Regions from separate parts of the Homo sapiens genome. Here all the other regions are linked to region 2. Evidence: chromatin contacts called from ENCODE Hi-C or POLR2A ChIA-PET data. All regions are on one chromosome and are shown on one strand. The core of a region is the stretch at or near the end of the contact, and the rest is flanking DNA. Distances in the headings are between cores, read along the strand shown. Region 1 holds the start of RASAL2-AS1 (RASAL2 antisense RNA 1). Region 2 overlaps CRYZL2P-SEC16B (CRYZL2P-SEC16B readthrough). Region 3 has its middle 100 kb from the start of LINC01741.

The links. Hi-C counts contacts between places; a loop is a spot of excess contacts on that map. ChIA-PET counts read pairs that join two places held with the same protein, here RNA polymerase II (POLR2A). Pooled maps may share reads with other maps.
Region 1: a loop to region 2 is called in a map of endothelial cell of umbilical vein, with 2.3 times the contacts of the local background. The contact joins the promoter of RASAL2-AS1 here to the enhancer-like site in region 2. A Hi-C loop is called at or near these places in 6 of 168 maps with a recorded cell type or tissue (Caco-2, IMR-90, MCF 10A and 3 more) and 7 of 50 pooled maps. POLR2A ChIA-PET finds 5 or more read pairs at or near these places in 2 of 52 experiments (Caco-2 and common myeloid progenitor, CD34-positive).
Region 3: a map of mammary epithelial cell shows a loop between it and region 2 (5-fold over the local background). The contact joins two enhancer-like sites. A Hi-C loop is called at or near these places in 13 of 168 maps with a recorded cell type or tissue (A673, Caco-2, Calu3 and 10 more), 18 of 37 single-sample maps with no recorded cell type and 15 of 50 pooled maps. POLR2A ChIA-PET finds 5 or more read pairs at or near these places in 2 of 52 experiments (BJ and OCI-LY7).

The regions. Positions count from the first base shown.
Region 1 is chr1:178,092,551-178,095,870 of GRCh38, reverse strand. RASAL2-AS1 (RASAL2 antisense RNA 1) reads left to right here and starts at 1,878. Exons shown (of 2, transcript NR_027982.1): 1 at 1,878-2,310; 2 at 2,459-3,320. RASAL2 (RAS protein activator like 2) reads right to left here and starts at 1,767. Exons shown (of 18, transcript NM_170692.4): 1 at 1,177-1,767. The coding sequence starts at 1,378. RefSeq lists silencers at 1,329-1,388, 1,539-1,698, 1,769-2,068, 2,119-2,168 and an enhancer at 1,790-2,291.
Region 2 is chr1:177,942,685-177,945,988 of GRCh38, reverse strand. CRYZL2P-SEC16B (CRYZL2P-SEC16B readthrough) reads left to right here. Exons shown (of 32, transcript NM_001356506.2): 21 at 1,323-1,428. SEC16B (SEC16 homolog B, endoplasmic reticulum export factor) reads left to right here. Exons shown (of 26, transcript NM_033127.4): 15 at 1,323-1,428. Among named protein-coding and RNA genes, the nearest start is that of SEC16B, 26 kb to the left of the region's middle. Within about 2 kb of position 1,773, at least 4 of the 41 ENCODE cell types and tissues checked have a DNase peak (open chromatin) inside an H3K27ac peak, as active enhancers do.
Region 3 is chr1:177,798,973-177,802,211 of GRCh38, reverse strand. No RefSeq gene overlaps it. Among named protein-coding and RNA genes, the nearest start is that of LINC01741, 100 kb to the right of the region's middle. Within about 2 kb of position 1,416, at least 2 of the 41 ENCODE cell types and tissues checked have a DNase peak (open chromatin) inside an H3K27ac peak, as active enhancers do.

The DNA of each region.
Region 1 (3,320 bases), core at 629-3,128, 150 kb before region 2:
TGAGGAATCACAAGCCAAAAATGTGACTCGATCTGCCCCAAATCCCATAGCCATTTAGTGGTAGAACTGAGACAAGAACTGAGATCTCTGGACTCCTAGTTCTATGATCTTTGCGATGGACATTAAGTCTTCAAATCAACTGAACTACACAGAAAAAAACCTAAGTCTTGGTCACTCTTGAATAGTAAGCATATACCCTGTTCAGAAAGATGAAAGAAAAAAACATAAGGTACTTGATCACTACAGGCTTAGATGCACAAGACTGCAGGATAACATCTTAACATTGTGTTTGATCCCAGGTGCTTCAAATTTGCCATCTTATACTCAGCCACGTTACTAATGTCTTCTGCAGTCACGTGAGCTAGGCGATAAACATCTTGCCGTTTCAATATTTTGGAAAGCCACAGCTCAGTCCTGAATGCCAGGCTATAAATCCTTAAGCTATGAGTTTTCAAAACCAGCATGGTTTTAGTGCTGCCACAAGGCTCACCCTAATAGAATCTCATCATTCAGTTTTAATTAAAGAGGTGGTTACCAGGAATGCAGAAAGGGAAAGTTTTAGTGTGTTCATCACTTTTAACCTGCTGAGTGGCAACCCAGTCACTTTACAACGAGATTCAGAAACAATAGTGTAATCTGAAACAATCCACACCCGTTGGAATAAGTGGTTGCTTTTAGAGAGAGTGAGGTTCAGGCAGAGGTTATAGATTAGTCTTGCTCCCACCAAATACATAGTTTGCATTTTTTTCATTCATTAGCTTATCCTCTGCTTTTTCATAATATCTTGGTTTCCAGTCTTGCCTCATTCAACAATAAAAAGAGACGAAAATCCATTCACTTGGTTTCATGGAGTTTTTCCATCATACCTTCTTGAAGATTGATTGCCTGGCTGTTCCCTTGAAGTAATCGCCTAAGAATTACGTCTTGGATAGCCCAACTCCCGCATTAAACTTACTGCAGGTGTCTGAAGAGGTCCAAAGACCATACTGAGTGACATCCCTGCCCAAGTGATAGTCTGAAGAAACTTGTCAGAAATGCACCCCCAGAACAAAAAGGGATGTGGGAAACTGACCTAGCACGGATGAGGACTGGGAATGAGCCTGTGACTTAGGGAATGAATTTCAGCCCAAGCAAAAATAGGAAACACCAGCCTCTAAGACGGCCTGTGGTCCTTACCGTACACCCGGACCCAGCTCTGTTGCTGGCACACGGACTCCAGAAGGATCCGATCCAACATGCCACCGGCGACGGCTCCACTGACTGGGACAACCGCGTCCAGGTCCTCCGGGGGCAGCGGCGAGTCGGACTCCAGCGCCGGGAACATCTCCGGCCAGGACAGCGCCTCCGCGGCTCCTCCGGACGACGGAGAGAGCTCCATGGTGCCCCGAGGCGGGAGGGGGACGAGGCGGCGGCTTCGGGGCGGGCTGGCGCGCGGCTCCGCGCCCTGCCTGCGGTAAGGGGAGGAGGAGAGCGCGCAGCGAGGGCAGGGACCCGAGCGGCAGCCGGCGCGGACACCTCTCACCTCCTTCCCCGTCGCCCACTGCCCGAGGCTCGGGCGATGCAGCCCACCTGCAGTCGGCGGGCGGGACCCAGGCCGGGAGGAGGATCCAGCGTGGCCCCGACCAAGGGTGGGTCCGGGCTCAGGTGTGTGTGGGTCCCTCCCGGGAGAGGACGCAGAAGAACCCGGGAGGGGAGGCTCGCCCTCCCACCTCCTCGGAGCCGCCTTCTTCAGCCCCGCCGGCGTCTCTCGCGGTCAGACCAGGCTCTGGCTGGGGATGGAGCGGGGCCGGGCAGGGCTGGGCTTGGGGGCGTCGCCGCCAGGGGCCGCCCCCTCTGACCGGCTCCCGCCGCCGCCGCCTCAGAAGCTCCGAGTGCCCGTTCCCTCAGCCTGAGGAGGGGTAGGGGGCGGTGGCCCCGGGTTCTAGCCCGCCTGTCCTCGGCCCCCACTTCTGGAATGAGCCTGCCCGCCCCCTGACTCTCAGGCCACAGCTCCGGCCACAGCTCTGGCTCCTGCTCCGCGGCGGATCCCACAAACCCGGCAGCCACGGCGGTGGCGGTGGCGGTGGCGGTGGCGGTGGCGGCGGCGGCGGCGGCGGCAGCGGCAGGCGGCATCCCAGGGTGATAGGCTGAAGCAATCGAGGGCCGAGAGCCCGGCCGCGTGTGCACTCGAGTAACGAAGCCGGGGAGGGACTGCGCCGCAGGCAGGAAAAGTCGGACACCGAATTATTCATCCGGCCTGTCCCGCCTACTTTCCAAGTACCCTCCCAGGGATAGCCGGGTATTGAGCGGTCCGGGTCTCTGCTGCTCAAAGTAAAGACCGTTTGAGAAGGCGGGGAGGTAAAAGGGTGCGGGAAATTTAAACAGAAAAGAAAGGAGCTTCCCTTCCTTCTCACACCTTTCCTATTTATTTGTTTCTTTCTTTCTTTATGGGCCAACGTTTCTTTCTTATTGGACAAAGAGATCGAAGAAGCTGCTTTATCTTACAGTCACCCAAGGGGGAGCGCCTTCTTCCTTCCCAGAGTGGAGTGGCAGTGGGTCCGGGATTCTGGGATATGCACAGGGTCTGCGCCCTGCGCCCTGTCCGCGCTGAAGCTGAACTTGTCATTGGTTTGCAACAGCATGGTGAAGAAGTGTGGTGTGGATGGACGGACGGGCCTCTCAGGCACATGAAATACTCAAAGCCCAGTATTAACCAAACATGTTTCTCTGTTTTGTCTTTGATCTTTGTGCAGTGTGTTGGCTTTTTTCCTTTAATGATGTCACTTGTATTTTATTTTTGGTTTATTTGTAGACTGTCTCCCTCCTTGGCCATGGCTTTACTTTTATGTCCACCCAAGGAGAGTTTCACCAGTTTAGGTTTAAGAAATTACTGACAAGTTAACAATAATAATTTCAAAATTGAACAGTAATAACTTAAACCGTGCCTTGGACATAGTAGATCTCCAACAGTTTTTCTTGAATGTGGCTACCTAATGTGGAACAAGATTTTTCATAATTACATGTTGCTATTTTTAATACCTTTTGGGAGGTTCTTTAGTCCCCCCCGCCCTTTCTCCCTACGTTGCACAAAGAGACTGGTCTACAAGGGGTCCTGTTAGTTTTCTGGTTTTGTGGGGTCCTGGAATATTGTTTGGGCTTATTGAGAGTTAACAAGGATGTATTTTGTGAGTTTCTCCAAAGTCTTATTTAGAGTAATAGTATTTCAAAGCAAGAAGTGTTTTAGAGAGAACATCATTCTGCCTCTTGTTTAACAGGTGAGGAAACTGAGGAAAAACCAGCTTACCTGGCTAATCAACCACAAGTACAGATAGTTCCACAAT
Region 2 (3,304 bases), core at 524-3,023:
GGGGCCCTAGCATCCCTACAATGACTTGGTGCACAAGCTACTTAGAGTCCCACTGGTGACATTCTCTGTTGGCCATAGCATTAGGCTTTTCCTGCAGGAGGCCCTCAATCAGCTCTCAGTGAATGAATGCATGGACAGAACGATTTGCTCCCTAGAGGCCCTCCCTGTTCTGTATCTCTCTATCCCCCTCCCCATACGTGTTAAGAGTCACTAAGCTCTTACGTTGTGCCAGGCATTTTCTTTGCACTATTTCCTTTAATTATTACACATTTACCCTATGAAGAAGTGAAGTGAAGCAAAGATTTTAATCGTCACTTATGGAGGAGGAAAACCAAGGCACAGGGAGATGAAATAACTTGTCTCAGATGGTACAGTGAGGGTGTGGGTGAGTTGGATTCGGAATCCAGGCAGTCAGCCTGCAAAGCCCTTTTAACTGTTGCACCACACTGCCTACCACTGAGGCAGTGTACCCAGCTCATTGCCTGTTCCTTCCAGGTTCCTGGTCTCTGATAGCACATGGCTAGCTTGTCAAAGAATCCCTTCTGTGCCAAATGTACAATAAGTGTGTATGGGCTAATATGTCTCCCCTCCTATGTTTACGTTGGTTTATGTTGAATGAGGAAATTCTTGGAAATAAAGTCCTACCCCCAGGAATAACCTGGTGATTGTGGTTTTTAAACACCATAGCAAGTTGTTGATGGGAGAAATTTTGGGTCACATGAGACTCTTGTGCCCACCACCTGCCCCAACCAGATCACATTCACTCAGTCCCCATCCTCACTGGTGGAATGAACATCCAATGTATGGACCCGTGTTTGATTTCTGGCTCAGCAGTCCTCACCTGCTCTGCCATGCCTTTTGGTCTCAGTGCTCCCGGAGTGTTACATGGCTCCCCTCTTTTGTGCGAGTTTGCTCAAACTAGGGGTGCCCTTCACAGGTACATGACAGGCTTTATGGGCATGGGGGCCAGCTCTCTGTGTGTCTAAGAGTAGGGCCCAGTGTCCTTCGAGGTAGCCTGCCTTGAGTTACCCTTCAGCAAGAAGGCAGGTGACCCCCCTTTTCTGCAGCCTCCGCCTCCCAGTGCCTCTGGTGCAGAGTTCTGTTTTGTTCCTTCCTCAGCCTCAAGGAGGGAGAGGGAGAGGAAGTGAAACACTCACTCTGGGAGCCCAGAGTCTCCTTCTTCTCTTGAAGCCGCCGCAGGCATCAGCCCAGGATGGAAACTCCCCCATGAAAGGCTGCAGCTGGTGTTTGGAGAGCCACTAGGATTTAACTCCTGCGTCCCCCACACCTCAATCTCTTTTATTGTTATTCTCTGGTTTTAGTCAAGAGTTTTTGAAATTTGCAACAACTGAGGCAATCCAGAGGACGGAAATCTTCGAGTACTGTCAGATGCTGGGCCGCCCCAAATCCTTCATCCCTTCTTTCCAGGTAACTGAGCCCAGATGAGGCCACCACCGTCACTGTCAGGCAGCTGCAGGCAGCTGTATTTGCAGCTTTGCTTTTTGGCACTTAGTACCTGGGGCTAAGTTATCTACTGAACTTTTCCTCATTAGCTTAAGCGTGGGAGGGTGTAGGATTTCTTTTTATGTCCCCTAAAGGTCTGTATTTTATAATATGAAGGCAAAACCTTGCAGAGGCCTCTCTGCTGGAGGCTCCTGCCTCACTGCTGATGTTTGAACGTCCTGCCTGCCGCCCCGGCCTGTGCCTCACTCCTGCTGTCAGCTCCTTCTCCCCATCTCTCCAGACAGCTCTCCCTTTCTTCTGAGCCTCCGCAGCTGTCCTGTGGGAGGGAGTGGGAGCGCAGGCCCAGCCCAGTGTCTGCTCACCCTCCCTCTGCTCCGCACTCCTTCTCCGGCCTCTTTTGAAATCCTCTGTCCTCTACCTCCGCCCTCACCCTTCTTCGTCCCACTCAGAGCATCAGCTGTGTGGGTGGTGTCCATACTGTGGTTTCCGCCCTCTTCTCAACGTTTCTACATGATGCTGTTGTCACCTTACATTCGTAAAGACCAGTGCTGACATCGTGTCCTCCTCCGTCTAAATCCTCTGTGAGCTCTGACGTCCAGCACCATCCCTTCCTCCATGCAGACTACCTGGGCCACACCTACGAGTATGACTGAGATGGCAGCCTTCAGTGGTCTCAGCTGTAAAATGGGATGAGAGTGGTGCCTTGTAATGGAGCTGGCATGAAATCGAGTTAGTTTCCTTAATGCTCGAGAACAGCGCCTGGCACACAGCAACTGCTTTCGGCGTTGACGTCATGGCAGGCACAGTGTGGCTCCCACAGCCGAATCCAGGGCCCCCCACTGACACTGAGCTCACGCTGCCTTGTGTTTTCTTGACTTTTATGCACAGGTATCTTATCTTCCTACCTTAGTTATCTTCTTTAGGTAGAGACATTTTCCAGCGATTCCTTGTTTCTCCTTCAGTGCTTGGTGTCGAGGGTACACACAGCAGCAGCAACAACAACAATTACAACAACATGCACACACAACACAAAGCCTTGAAAGTGAAATCCTGTGTCATAGAGAAATGGCCCAATTAGCTTCTTCTCTTTTTCTTTAAGTTCTGGGATGCATGTGCTGAATGTGCAGGTTTGTTACATAGGTATACATATGCCATGGTGGTTTGCTGCACCTATCAACCTGTCATCTAGGTTTTAAGCCCTGCATGCATTAGGCATTTGTCCTATAGCATCTTCTCTTTTTTAAGGGCTTTGCCAAAGACTCACCTTTTCCAGCAAAACCTTGCCCCATGAGCTCCTCTTTGCAGTTCCTCGACCGGCTCTTTGGTCTCTTTTTCTTTCCTTTCTTTATTCATCCCACCTGTCAGTTATTTTGGTGCTGCTTGGGGCTGATAGTAATGAGATTAGCTTCTGCGTGCCTGGCATTGTGGCATTACTCTTCTTGTGTATTGTTTCGAATCCTGTGAGGTAGGCATGATTAACTTCCTTTTACGAAAGAGAAAACGGAGGCCCGGAAGGGTAACATGCTATCGGCCCTCATCTCTTGCATGCGGTTTGTTCTCAGTACTTTACCTGAATTATCTCATTTAATCTCCATAACAACCAAGGGAGTAGGTAGTAGTAGTATTCCCATGTTGTAGAGAGGAAACCGAGGCACAGAGAGATGAGGTAACTAGCCCAATGTTTCACACCTCGCATGGAGCTTTTATTTGAACTTGGGTCTGTCTGATACCAAAGCCCTCACACTTGATCCTGCCCTGCCACTCATGCTTTCACGAGCGCTTACTTGTTTTTCTCAGTACTCTCCATTAGCTTGACGCCCTTTGCACTAGGGTCTAATTT
Region 3 (3,239 bases), core at 167-2,666, 140 kb after region 2:
CCTTTAACCCTTTAAATTCGAGGGCTGTGCTGTGCTTGTCTGACTGCCAGTGTCTGGGGTGATGGCACCTGTCAGTGGGAGAACTGGCATCTCCCTGTTTCATATTGTCAGAAATGTGGTGCGATGATTTAGACACAGTTCTGTTTTAAACAGTAGTTTGAAATCCATGCTGTGACCGTATTCCTAGGACTAGCATAATGTCCTCATTTCTCTTGCCTTTGACTGGGCGGAGGGTGACTTCAGTCTGATGGCAGCTGAGACCAGGGAAGAAGAGGACATGAAGCCCTTTGCTGGAGGGCACTAGGGCCCTGCTGATGTGCCACCTGGCTTCATTAAATCACACTGAAAGCATGCCTTATTATCTGTCTACTATGTACATAATTCCTATAAATTATAAATTAAAAAATAAATAATAAACACCTTTTTAATTGCATATTCTCTTTTTCTCTTGTCAATTAAAGTGAACTTGCAAAGCTGCGTAACACAAAAAGCTACACAGACATCAACTCTTGTTAGATGTGGTACAAGCCGTTATACTGATTTTCCCATAGCTGCGAGGATTAATCACAGATAATCATCACAAAAGGATCACACCCATATAAATAATATAAAAATAGCAAAATGCCCAAAGTGGAACTACTGAGAATGAAGAAAGCCATTTAAAAATGGATAGCTCTGAGTTACCACTCAGGGAGCATAGGAGAGGAAAGGGAGAGGAATCAACTCTGGCTTTTGCAAGAGCCCAGATCTTCTCTGATTAGAGTTTGAGACCAGAGAAGTGGGCCAGTGACTGGCCCTGGACGTAGAGAGCCTTTTAATACCTGGTTCTCTGTGTTTTTGTCAGAGAATGACCTTTAATTCATATTGACTAAATGTGAATTAGATCATTAAATCTTAATAAAGATGAGGAATGTGCACAGCTTCTAAGAATGATGCTGGGAGAAATGATGTGAAGCTTCAGCTGAGAGTTCAGGTTAGACACAAAGAAGAACTTTTTTTTTCTTTTAGCAAAGGCCAAACTTGATGACTAAAGAAAGCAAGAATCTATTTGCCTAGGAATTAAAAAAATGAAAATCAGTTTTCTCAAATGACTTAGCCTGGGTCTGGGGTGGTGGTAGGGACAAGCCAGCATTTCTGATTTCCCCTTGTCTTGGGTTATGTTATATCTTCTGTCATTCTGGGGCATGTGGTGGCACTTAGATCAAGACCACAGACAAGGTCATCAAAGAAACAGCTGTGAAATATTGCCCGTGAGTGGCATTCTGTGGGCAGGATGTGGCAAGTAAAACCATGTGGTCATCTGTAATGTGATAGTTGCAATGAGAGGAGAGTTAGTAGGATGAGGCTGCAGCAAGGGAGAGCAAGCAGGGCAGGTCAGGGCCCTGCTCATTGCTCATCAGTGGGGATCTGACACCTATGAGCAAGGAGTGGACAATCTTCAATGCTGGGAGGCAGCATGAGACCTGACATGTAGGGGCTATATCCTAACCTGCCAGGAATTCCCATGAAATGCCAGGGGAGGGCTTCATTCACCCATCTTCTGGCTGAGATTCTCTCTTGCTGCACCTGCCTGAAGGCTTGGACAGGGGTCATATTACAGACTGCAGCTTTAAGGTTACTGGATTTGGTCAGAGGGAGACTCTTAATTTGTACCACATCCTGGATTATACTTCTGGTTTCTCTTTGAGTGGCACACACAAGGAGCAAGTGTGTGTGGCACAGGCTGAGGCAGGAAGAGGCATGAAAAGACCTCAAAAGGCTCATGGAAAAGTGGAATTAAAAGATAAAAAATATAAACAGTTTCTCAACATAAGCTCCATCAGTTCATGACACTTTTTAAAGCAATAATAATAGCCATTTAGTCCACCCCTAAGGAACTAAGGGTCCTGGGAATTTATGTCAATGCAGTCTTTTTTACATTACTAATGGAAGAAAAATGGGTGCCCTTCAAAGATGTTTTTTTAAGAATAGGAAACAAAAAGAAGCCAGGATAAGCCAAATCAGGACTGGAAGGTGGATGCCTAGTGATTTCCCATAGAAACTCTCACAAAATTGCCCTTGTTTGATGAAAGAAATGAGCAGGTGCATTGTTGTAGTAGAGAAGGACTTGCTGGTGAAGCTTTCCTGGGTGTTTTTCTGATAAATCTTTGGCTAACTTTCTCAAAACACTCTCATAATAAGCAGATGTTATCATTCTTTGGCCTTTGTGTCCCAAAACAGTGTTGCCTTAACCTTTGCTCTTGACTGGTTCACTTTTGCTTTGACTGGACCTCCACCTGTTGGTAGCCGTTGCTTTGATTGTGCTTAGTCTTCAGGATTGGACTGGAAAAGCCACAGTTTGTCTCCTGTTACATTGCTTTGAATAAAAGCTTCAGAATCCCGATCCCACTTGCTTAAAATTTCCATTGAAAGCTTCGCTCATGTCTGCAGCTGATCAGAGCATAATTGTTTTGGCACTTATCGAGTGGAAAGTTACTCACATTCAATTTTTCAGTTAGAATTGTGTAAGTTGTACTGAGATGGTTATGGTGTTGGCCGCTGTGAATTGTTGGTCCTCTTCAGTTAGGACACAAACAAGATTAGTTTTGTCTCACAAATTGATATGAATGCTCTGCCATTGTGAGCTTCATCTTCAACATTGTCTTGTCCCTTCTTAAAATGCACTATCCATTTGTAAACTGCTGATTTCTTTGGGGCATTGTCCCCATAAGCTTCGCAAAGCATCAGTGATTTCACCATTCCTTCACCCAAGCTTCACCATCAATTTGATGTTTGTTCTCTCTTCAATTTTTGCAGAATTTATGTTGTTCTAATAGGGGATCTTTTCAAACTGATGTCTTCTCCTTCTTAATGCCTCAAACTAGATTCTGTTCAGACATGTTATAACAAGTTAGTATGAATTTATTTTGGTCCAATTTAAAAAAATCCATGCATAGTTTTTTCATAATGCACATTTTTCATGAATTTTTTAAAGAATCCTTGAATTTGTCTTTCCATCATGACTTCAAGGATTCATGAAAGGGTGCAAGTTTGAGGTCATTTTTGAAACAAGAAGGACACTTGCTCTGGGCAAAGGTTCTGGGACCAAAGGTGCACCCTATGTAGAGAATGAAGGTCTTGACTTAACTGTGCCTAGAACCAGGTACGTGGTGCTAGGATTGGCAGGCTAAAGCTCACAGGGATCCATTTGAATATTGCTCTATCAGTATTTCAGGCTGTCATCTGTATTTCCCCTGTGG